2 separate regions of the Mus musculus genome follow, and region 2 is linked to region 1. Evidence: chromatin contacts called from ENCODE Hi-C data. All regions are on one chromosome and are shown on one strand. Each heading gives the region's core, a stretch centred on a gene start or an enhancer-like site at or near the end of the contact. The rest is flanking DNA. Distances are from core to core; before and after follow the strand shown.

Region 1 (5,434 bases), core at 1,193-3,692:
TGAAGGTATGCTAAGTGAATGAGTAGACGAATGGATGGAAACACAGATGAGTGGGTCAGCTTGAACAAGAATGCTACTCCCAGTCTGACGTTCAACCTACAGTAAGGGGTTCCTTTAAGTTACCTGGAACAACAGCCCCTGGATGACACCCTGGAGGCCCTGGATGGACTCCAGAGGACACAGTTCTTCACAGGGCTGGGCACAGAGTATAAGTCCATAGTGGGCACTATTATAATGTACAGATGCTTGCTTGACTTACCATACAGTTATGTCTTCATAATTCCATGTGATGGTTTGAATATGCTTGGTCCATGGGAAGTGGCACTGTTAGGAGGAGTGACCTTGTTGGAGGAAGTGCGTCACTGGGTAGGTGGGCTTTGAGGGCTCCTAGTGCTCAAGCTCCACCCAGTATGGAAGAGAGAGTCTCCTGGTTGCCTTCAGATCAAGATTGAGAGCTCCCCCAGCACCATGTTTCTCACCATGAAAACTGATTAAACCTCCGAAACTGTGAGCCTGCCCCAATGAAATGTTTTCCTTTATAAGTGTTGCTTTGGTCATGGTGTCTCTTCATAGCAACAAAACACCCTATCATAAGTAGAAAACATAAGTTGGAAACACACTAAATCCACTTAGCCTTCCAATCCCAGCTCAGGAACACAGCCTGCTGACCCGAGGCTGCCTGGGAGCTGTATCCTGCTCAGCTGTCTGCCCAGCTTCTCAAAGGAGAATTGTACCACTTACAGCTGGACTGGGGAAAGATTCAGATTCCAGCTACAAAGCATCTTTCTTCCAAATACACATGGCTTCCATGCTGTCACAGCCTCTGACAGTCTCTAAGCTTCACTGTCCTCAGTTGGAGACACTCTGTAGCCAAATCTCAGCCGTGGCATCCCCTTATTCTGCACGTCCCAGGCTATGTTTCTTACTCTTTCTGAACACTTTTTCTATAAGTACAAAAGAACCATTAAGGTTAGCTACTCTCTGGGATATGGTAAAGACAGAGATGGAGTAAGGTGCTGACACACAGGAGGAACTAAGTATACAAACATCACCACATAAAACGTGACCCCAGCCCCTCTGAGGACTGGCTCACCTGGGCATGAACAAGCTTATATGGAATTCTATGCCACCTCAAGCCCCCCTCCCACACCGCTTGATGTATATCATCCTCAGCTAAGATTCTGGAGTTTGAGACTCCCTCCCATCCCTCTCTTTTCTGCCTACATCACCACCTTTCCTTGACCTCTAGTTATGGCCATGAAATTAGCAGCCATGCTGTGCAGTGAAGAAGAGGGGGTTCCTCGACTCAGGGCTTCCTTCAGACAGCTTTGTCCAGTTCTTACTGGGGAAACAATGAGAGAAAGATCTCTGTGTGCTCTGCAGAGCAGCCGACTGGCAGCTGCAGTCTTCTCTTCTAGCAGGGACTTTTCAGGCTTCCTTTTTTTCTCCTTTGAAAACATGGGAGCAGGCCCAGCCAGGGAAGCAGAGCTGAGCCTTGTTCTCTAAAGCAGTGCACGGAGTATGCTAAGCTCCCAAGCCACATCTCCAGCTCGAGAGACTTTAGGGAGCTGGAACTGTGTTGTATCCCCAGTGCGGTTCTGGTCACACAAATCTACGTTTAAATTTTGGATTCCCTGGAGTCTGATGGAGTCACTCGGGTTTGATGACATCAGGACATTTTAAAGCTCCCTAAATAATCCATCGTGCTGTCAAATGAGTCAAACATTGACATCAATAGAATTTAAGTCTGTGCATCTGGCCCTGTGAACACGCAGGGGTGGTAGGTAATAAAGCTGGGGAAGCGACAATGGCCCCAGGCTGAGCCCAAGTCCTCCAGTGTGCGGAGGTGGAATGAGGAAGAAGGGATTCAGTTGTAGGTGTAGAGGCTGAAAGAGCCTTGCCTCAACTAACACCAGCTCCAGCTGTTGATAAAAAGGTTTTCTCTGGGTCCAGAGCAGATGGAGGATCCAGATGGGTTCCTGAATCATCTCCTGCACGGAGGAAGCAGCGTAGCCCTGCTGGCCCCTTGACCTTTTCTCAGGGGAATCAATTGTGGATTTCCAACCTTCCAACCTGGAAGATAATGAATCTGTGTTGCTAAGACACCGGGCTTGTACTAATTTGTGACAATAGCAGGAGGAAATGAGAACACTCATGCTCTGCCCGAGCAGGCTCCTAGTCACAACTTCCTGTGTGCCTCCCTCCTCCCCTTCAGCCTGTGTGGAAGGCCTCATCCTGTTTGAGCACTAGGTGGCCTTGGGTCCTCCACTTGGTGTCTTTGACACAGTCCTCTCATTTGCTAAAAAACCTATAATACAATAGACGTCACCTGCAGCTCTAAGGGTAAACGGGATGACGTCTGGAAGGTCTCTTAGCAACCATGCCTGGCATGAAATTGGTGCTTGATGCTATTTTTAGGCATGGAACAGAATTCTAAAATTTTTGTTCCTGCTCTGGATGGGGTCCCAGCCTTCCCTGAGGGGACAGTCCCTTTCTGAAGTGCATAGGCTGAAGAGAGCTGACTTTCTCTTTCCCACCAGCCCCAGGGCCTCACAGTCTTGCCTGCCACCCTGACAGCAGAGAGAAACTCAACTAGCGGCTCAAATCCTTTTGTTGCCATTTCTTAGCTGAATGACCTCAAAGGAGTGAGCCCACCTCTCTGAGCCTTCTTGCCTCCTTTGTAGAGAACTCATTGTGCGGCCTGGCCCAGGATGTTGGTGTAAGGGTGAAGTATGCTCAGTGTGACTGGGTATATGGCAGGTGTTCAGTAACCAGATAAACTGTCAGTCTCCCTAAAGGAGGAGGGGCTTCCTCTGCCCAGGTTTGGGTGCTTCCAAGTCCCACACGGTTTGCAACCCCATGATAATAATGATTTCTCAGGCTTACAGATTCACTAGGGCTTCAAATGGGATTATAACAAAGAGGTGTCTTGAAGCCTGAACTCTATGGCCTGGAGTTTAAACTCATCAAATAGATTCCAGAAGAGCCTTTCCCAAGTAGATTGGGTAGGCCCCAAGAGCCCAAGACTTTCTGGAACTTTCAGAAGCATCTCCCACTGAGGCTTCCCGCAGAATCCAATTTTTCACGGTAAGCAAACAAGACTCTCAATGGAGCAAAAGAAGAGCATTTTACTCTCGATGCCAGCTGCTCAGACCCATGCAAGTGAGTTCCCGCTTCCTGCCTGGACCTCCAGCTTGTTAGATTTAAACAAATGAAAATATTAAATGCTCAATTTCAGATAAATAACAAGTAATTTTTAAGGAGTAAGTAAGTCTCAAGTACTGCATAGGACATTTAGCTGCTCCACCTTAACCATGCCTGCCAGAAACTTGTAAAGTCAAATTCAAGGCCCCGCTCGCAGGGGAAGTGAAGTTGCTGAACTCTTTCTCAGGCAAGAATGTGACAACCCAAACTCAGAATGTCTCTATCAGATGTGCCCCAGTTCTGAAAAGCAGCTAGGGACCCTTCATCTTCAGCATAAGAATAACCAGTGTGTGCACGGGTGGGGGTGGGAGGCCAGAAGACGCGTATTTTGGTAGTAATTGTTGCTGCCTCCCAAGCTAGTCAGGGACTCAATTGTCAGAGTTACCCAGAGGCAGATGGCCAGGCTCTAGAGTTATGAGACTCTTAATTCCCCCCACCCCTCATCTCTTTCCACAGTGACATTTGCAATATCTGTGAATGAAGTTGCATAAAATGCATGTGCAGGAAGGTGCCAGTAGCAACTATCCCTGTTTCTTAGTCCGTTTTCTGTTGCTGTAACAAAGTACCCGAGTCTGGTAATTCTAAAAGAACAGGTTTATTTGGCTCACAGTCCAGAAGCTGAGTGGTCTAAGAATTGACCTGGCATCTGGTGAAGGCCTTGTGCTGCCTCCTGAATGGTACATGGCACCTCATGACAGACGGGAAAACACAGTCTGGTTCTTCCCTTTCTTCTAAAGCCATCAGTTCTGTCTTGCTGGCACCACTCTCAGGCCCTCATCTGATACTAATTGTCTGCCAGAGACCTCACCTCCCATGATACTGGCATATAAATTTGGGGTGGTGTGGGGAGGCAGGGTGAGTTTATAGCACTTGAACTTCAGAAAGACACATTGAAACCACCACATTTTAGGCATGGATTTCGTTGTCAATCATTTTAGAATCTGTGTTTTCCCCAGCAGACGGGATTGTTCTCTAGAAAGAGGCAAGATGGGAACTCCTCTACACATATATATAGTTCCCAGGTGGGCACACCTCTGTTTAGTGTTCAGCAGGCCCATTGTTACAGGATATTTACCTATTTACCAAGAAGCCATGTTGGAACTTCAGCCTCTTGCCTCTTGGAGGCAGATTCCAGGGTCCCAGAGTACAACATGCTTTCCTGCTTCTGCTGGCGCTGGGCTTGGGAAGGCGCTCCCACACATTCTCCGCCACACTAGGTGGCCCCTGTGGGGTGACCTACAGGTAAGGTACGGAGGCAGGCAGCCCCTATGAGGAGATGTCTCTGCAGGTCTTTCTGCAGAGGCAGAAACAGCAGCTCAGAGCAAGGACTGGTGTTGAGCCTCTGCTGCATGCCTGCAGTTCACATCTTACTGCTCAGAGCAAGGCTTTCTTCTTGCTGCTTCCAGGAGCCACAGACACAGGAGATTAAAATAGTCTCATATCCACGATCAACCCTGTTCCTCCTCTTTGAACCGCCTGAAGGTTCTTAGCCTCTGTCAAGGTACACTCGAGGTCAAGACGATTCTTTGCTGCTGGGGCTACTGTGTTTGGAAGCTGGGGCTACCATGTTTGGAAGTGTCTTAGCCCCTAGATGCCAGTGATCCTGCCACTGTTTTTTGTTTGTTTGTTTGTTTGTTTGTTTGTTGCCATAGCCACAGAAATGGCCAGCTCTCTCAGGGAAGCTGCATGGCAGAACTGGCCTGGCTAAGAGGCCATGCCATAGAACCGTCACTGCTAGGAGTTGCTCAAGAATCTTTTTAGACTATTTCTAAGCCTTTATTTAAAAACAAATGCAGATGACTTTAGATGTATACAGTTCTTGACCAACTTGCTTTTTTGCATGACAATAAATCTTGGTCCTCATTCTGTATCTGTGCCCTGAATGTCTCCTGGAACAACTTCATGCAATCACTGTCTTCTGTGGCCGATGCTTTGATTGGTGGACTTGACAGTCCCCTGACAACACCTTTGAGTTGATCCTCTCCTAGGGTTTTGCTGTTAGCACCCTGATCTGCCCCCTCAGCACCCTTGCCTGAGCAGGGACTAAATTCTTTTGTGTGTGTTAGTGAGTATTATAGAGGTTATGCACATGTGTAGACATGCATTTGGCATGTGGAGGGAAGGTGGACCGCAGCTGTCTTCCTCAATTGCTTCTCCACTATTTTTTTTTTTGAGACGTGGTCACGCACTGAATCTGGAACTCACCGATTGGCTAGCCAGTGAGCATGGT
Region 2 (5,434 bases), core at 1,511-4,010, 180 kb after region 1:
TTTCTACTAATGTAAATTTGAGATTATTTTTAAAAATGGAATAAAAGAGGTTTTGGTCATTTGCTTTATTTTATTATCTTATTTTAAAGCTACTGTGATTGATAGCATTGTAAGAATTGGGACAATATTGTATTCAACTGTTTTATTTTTTATATTTTTAAAATTTAAAGTATAATTAGTTTTTATAATTTCATCAGATTTTTGTTATATTTTTTTGGAAGTGAAACTTTTAGCAAGTGGGTGTCTAGTTTTTACTAATCCCTAATTTTTCCAGTGTATTGCTCATATTATCAGAAGGGAACGTTATTTAAGTGCGTCAGTTAATTGTACTACTTGGCTGAATTTCCATATAGTTTTTACTGTGTATGGGGAGGTTGTAGTATTTATTCTAGCATTTTAAATAAGGGTAATTCATTTTTTATTAAAGTCATTTTCACGTTAAGTTCCTATTTTTGTATGTTCTACTCTTAAGTTATATAACACAGTTTCTTTTTTAAAAGAGTTCATTTGTTGAAGTGCTAGTGGAAAATTAATGTTATTAAATAGTTTGCAAATGACTATTTATACCAGTATGCATATAATTTTTAAATATTTGTAATGTGAGATGTTGAATGAATAAAACTTTTAACTCAGATTTCTTTTACTATACTTATTTCATTTTAGCATAAGTAGACTCCCTTTTGGGAATATGACATTTTTAGAACACTAAGAATGTCATGTTGGGCCCTGGCCGAACAAACCAGTATGAAAAAGTCTTTAATCATGTGAGTGCTCATGGCAGGCATTCCTGGCTTCGGGAAGTTGTAAGAGCTGTCAGCTGTAGTGTCTTTGGCCTGGCTGTTAGTTCATGTGCTGCTGTGTGGTGTCTGGGGGTGGGGTGTATCAGCCTGCAGTCTAAGTGTTCTTTCTTCCTCCTGGAGATTGACCCCTGCACCCCCATGTGATAAGCACATGCTCTACCACTGAATCATCTCCAATTTCAAAACGTTGAACTCTCGGGACTTTGAGAGACTGGGGTTCTAATCCCATAGCTCAGGAACTGCAGGTGTTCTCTTTTATTTGGCCCATGTCTCATGTAGACTACTGAGTATTGTGATGTGTTAATACTTATGTTTTAAGATACATTTAAGTTTTCAATGATAAGTTAACAACAAAGTACACCCGTGAATACCCTGTTTGGGAAGTAACGTATCTGCACTTCCCTCCCATGATAGACTATTCTCAAGAATAGGACGGCAGGAAGCAAATGGACTGTGAGATGTTTTACTTCTCAGGTTTTTCCCCAGCATGGAAACCAGCCACTGGGAATTGTGGGGAAGTGGGCTACATGGCGTATTTTTGCCCCCGGAGTTGTGGGTTGCAGGAGCTTCAGCAGAATAGGTACTGCTTTCTCTTAATTGGCAATTTCGAAGACTTGTCTTGACAGTATATTGAAACTGCCCTAGGGAGCCCATGCTCCTATCAGTCACACTCTGACAGCTGTTTCCATTGTCCACCCATATGTGACAGGTTCCAGGTTTGCTTCTATACCCTGCCACGCCCAGCTAGTCTCTTTAATCCCTATTTAGAGGGCTAGAAATGAGAAACTATTCTGTTGCTATTTGAATTAGCTTCCACTGACCTGGACCAGCACTTATATTTGCCACAGACACAAGCATATCTCCACATAAGCCACCAGCTTTGAGTCTGCCATCCTGGGTACGCTGTCTGCCTTCTGGGTCATATTGCCTCCTTAAAAATTATCCTCTGAGAATTCCCTCAGTATTCTCCCTCCCTCATATTCCAAGGATGGGAACTGCAAAGATTTGAAAAACTAAGAATTTGGGATTTATCTCACCATTCCAGGTCTCTTATTAGAGAACATTTCTGTTTTGAGATGCCATGAATCTTCTCTGGATAAATCCAAATCGTTCTCTAGTCAATTGGGCTTTACCACTGGCCGTCAGGGAACATGTCTTACTGTGATTGCGTGTGGTGACGAGTTACAAAAGGACTACTTGTCTCATGGAAGTTAAAAATGAGCATCAGCATCAAGTCCAGGATGCAGCACAACATCCATGGTTTGTGTTGCACAGTCTTCGATTAGGTGTCCGTGAGAGATGATGTAGGCAGATGGGGCCTAAGGGCGGTGAACTGGGGACACAGATGCTGGGATCTAAGCTTGAGCCTGCTTTATCCTCTGCCTTCTATTTCAGGAACTAGAGCTTTGATGCCATACAAATGTCTGTGTGATCAAGCAAATGTCACCATTTTAAAGAGATTATTTTCATCTCTTCTCCCACACCTCTGTGATATCAAACACAGAAGAAAAAAGAACCAGGCAGACCTAGAAATGATTCCCTAGAATCTGCCAAAGGCAGCAAGGCATCTGAGCTCATTCTGAAATAAGTTACCCGTAAAAATAGCTGGGGTGGGGAGGGATCCGTCATTTAAGTGTGTGAGGTGGCGTACATGATTTTAGGTAGCAACTAGCAAAGAGCTGATGCCTCCATCTTTGGGGGAATTGAGGCACACTTAATATGAGAGGGCCACCTGAAGCTACATCTCATGTCATCAGCTGTTGAAAGATATGATGACAGTGACGCGGGGCAGGATGGGGAAAGTGGAGCAGCCATAATTATCATTTGTCTCTCAGCAGCCCTGACTCCACAGTGCCCAAAAGATTTGGTTCTAGGAAAGAAATCAGTCATGGCCATGCACCTGTACCCATCAGTAAGACTACACCCTCAGAAGGACAGGCTATTTAAGTATCCTATGGGAAGGCAGACAGTGTAAGCAATTGTACACCACAGCTATGACACAGTAAAGCCCAGATTTACATTCTCATCTGTCAGGTCCCTGTTGTTTTCCCTGTGGTCCTCAGAATCATCACTGCCACCAGATCAAGGTTAAAAAATAAAACTGGGCCAGGCAGTGCTGGCGTGTGCCTTTAATCCCAGCATCCAGGAGGCAGAGGCAGGTAAATCTCTTGAGTTCAAGGCCAGCCTGGTCTACAGAGAGAGTTCCAGGACAGGCAGGGCTACACAGAGAAACCCTGTCTCAAAATAATTAATAATAATAATAGAAGAAGAAGATAAATAAAAACAAAAATTAAAAATTAAATTGGATTTTGTTTTGTTCTGTGTAAAAGATTTGGAATTTTTAAAAAGTGCCAAGCTCCTCAAATTCGGTAAAATATTTTTATTAATGACAAAAAGGAGTAACAACAGGCCATATGAGGGAGAGTACTCAAGAGCATAAACTGTTTTGGAGGGCTTGCTTTTACAGGGTTTAAGAGTAGGGGAAGTTTGGTTACTAAGGGTATTTGAGGGTGATTTTTTTTCTGTATTGATTACTGCATTTGGTCATAAGCGTTTTTCTATTTTTTCATGTACCTTCCCACAATGCATCTGCTTGTTTTTCATTTTTTTCTTTATGCTCCTGAGAGCAGTTTTCCCCTCCCTCCCTTTCTCCCAGTGCCTCTACCTTTCCCCCAGATCCCCTTCTCCTCCCATTCCCCTTCAGAAAAGGGGAGGCCTCCCAGGGATATCAACCAAACACAACATAACAATCTATAGCAAGACTGGGCACACTCCCTCATACCAAGGCTAGATGACATAATCCAGGAGGAAAGGGTCCCACAGCAGGCAAAAGAGTCCGAGACAGCCCCTGCTCTCACAGAAGAACACCAGGCTACCCGGCTATACCGTATATGCAGAAGACCTAGGTCAGACTTATCTATACAGCTTCTCTGATTGTCAGTTCAGTCTCTGAGTCCCTATGAGCCCTGGCTGGTTGATTCTGTGGGCTGTGTCTTGTGTCTTTGACCCCTTTGGCTTCTCCAATTCTTCTCCCCTCTTCCACGGGATTCCTCAAACTCCATCTATGTTTGGCTGTGGGTCTCTAATGCATCTGATTTTAATCATATACGTCTTCAATTATTTGTTAAGCATATGGTGATGATCAATAGAATTTTCCCCTAAAAATTCACACAGGGAATGCAATTTGTCCTAATCACAGTGCTCTCAAAACTAGTTTATGCCTAGTTGTACTAGAGTACAATTAAATAGAAACTGATAATTGTTGGGAGAGGAGGAGACTCCACTGTTCAAGGTAGGGAGGTATACAGCTCAGCCCAGGTCCTGGCTTGAGAACAGGTTGGTAGGTGTATTGTTTGGAGAGGGGTGTGTGCGCGTAGTCTATGCAGGTGAGGGTCTCAGAATGCCAACTGCATCATTAAAAGAGGGGTGTATGCATAGCTCACACCAAGCAGAGTCCCTATGTTTGCCTGCCTCTGTGTGAGTGAAGATAACACCTGCTGGTGTTGAGGTAAAGCTTCCCTCTTACCAAGGCTCCCTTCAACCTTCCTAACATCTAAGAAGCTATGTTCTATAATTACACTCAGCTTAAGGTGAACAAGGTCCAGATTGGTTAGGCAATCTGTAAAGCAGGCTTTCAACCAGGCACACAGATTGCAGGTCCTGTCTCACCTTTTTGTAAATTTCTTTTTTCATTTTTTTTTAATTTATTGACATTTATTTTATTTATTGACATTTCAAATGTTGTCAGCCTTCCCAGTTTCCCCTCTACAAACCCCCTATCCCCTCCCCCTCCCCCTGCTTCTATGAGGGTGATCTTCACCCACCCACCCACTCCTGCCTCAGTGCCCTAACATTCCCCTACCCTGGGTCATTGAGCCTCCACAGGACCAAGGGACTCCTCTCCCAGTGATGCCTGATAAGGCAATCCTCTGCTATATATCTAGCTGGAGTCATGGGTCCCCCCACCCTGCCATGTGTACTCTGGTTGGTGGTTTAGTCTCTGGGAGTTTTGGGGGTCTGTTTGGTTGGTATTGTTCTTCCTGTGGGGTTACAAACCCCTTCAGGTCCTTCAGTCCTTGCCCTAACGTCTCCTTTTTGTAAATTTCTAACCTATGAAGAAGTCGTCGCTAAGACGTTATGCTGAGATGATGTGCGTCGTCTCCTGAAACTTTGGTTTGACAAGAGTGCCTTTAACAATAGCAGGGTAGTGACTCTGAGGGAGTCAGGTCCCCCTAGATTGTTCAGACATGTTTGAATTTACCAACACCACATAGGTGCCAAGAAAGGATGGCCACCTGGCTAAGTACACTGCTGGATGCTGGCACTTAGGTGACAGAGACAGAACAGAGGGAGGAGGGAGAATAGTCAAGGACACTTTTTAGTTCAAACAAAATCCCACTGAGGAGAAAGACTTCAACTTTTTTTTTCCTGTAAAACTTCATAACCAAGCGTCTTACACATGTTCCATATTGATTCCCTGGATAGTCTCTGTGATACCACAAAACTAATTCTGAAACCCGCACAGTAGCAGACACTATTTTTTCCCAATTTTTTATTAGGTATTTTCTTCATTTACATTTCCAATGCTATCCCAAAAGTCCCCTATACCCTACCCCCTCCCCTACCCACCCACT

The links. A loop is a pair of places that touch in the nucleus more often than their neighbours do.
Region 2: a map of left cerebral cortex shows a loop between it and region 1 (2.7-fold over the local background). The contact joins two enhancer-like sites. A Hi-C loop is called at or near these places in 6 of 37 maps with a recorded cell type or tissue (heart and left cerebral cortex).

What each region holds. Positions count from the first base shown.
Region 1 is chr11:31,757,864-31,763,297 of GRCm38, forward strand. No RefSeq gene overlaps it. Among named protein-coding and RNA genes, the nearest start is that of Gm39674, 9.3 kb to the left of the region's middle. Within about 2 kb of position 2,443, at least 3 of the 3 ENCODE cell types and tissues checked have a DNase peak (open chromatin) inside an H3K27ac peak, as active enhancers do; they include left cerebral cortex, where a contact is called at or near this core.
Region 2 is chr11:31,935,002-31,940,435 of GRCm38, forward strand. It overlaps Cpeb4 (cytoplasmic polyadenylation element binding protein 4), which reads left to right. Exons shown (of 10, transcript NM_026252.4): 10 at 1-634. Among named protein-coding and RNA genes, the nearest start is that of 4930524B15Rik, 28 kb to the right of the region's middle. Within about 2 kb of position 2,761, at least 1 of the 3 ENCODE cell types and tissues checked has a DNase peak (open chromatin) inside an H3K27ac peak, as active enhancers do; it is left cerebral cortex, where a contact is called at or near this core.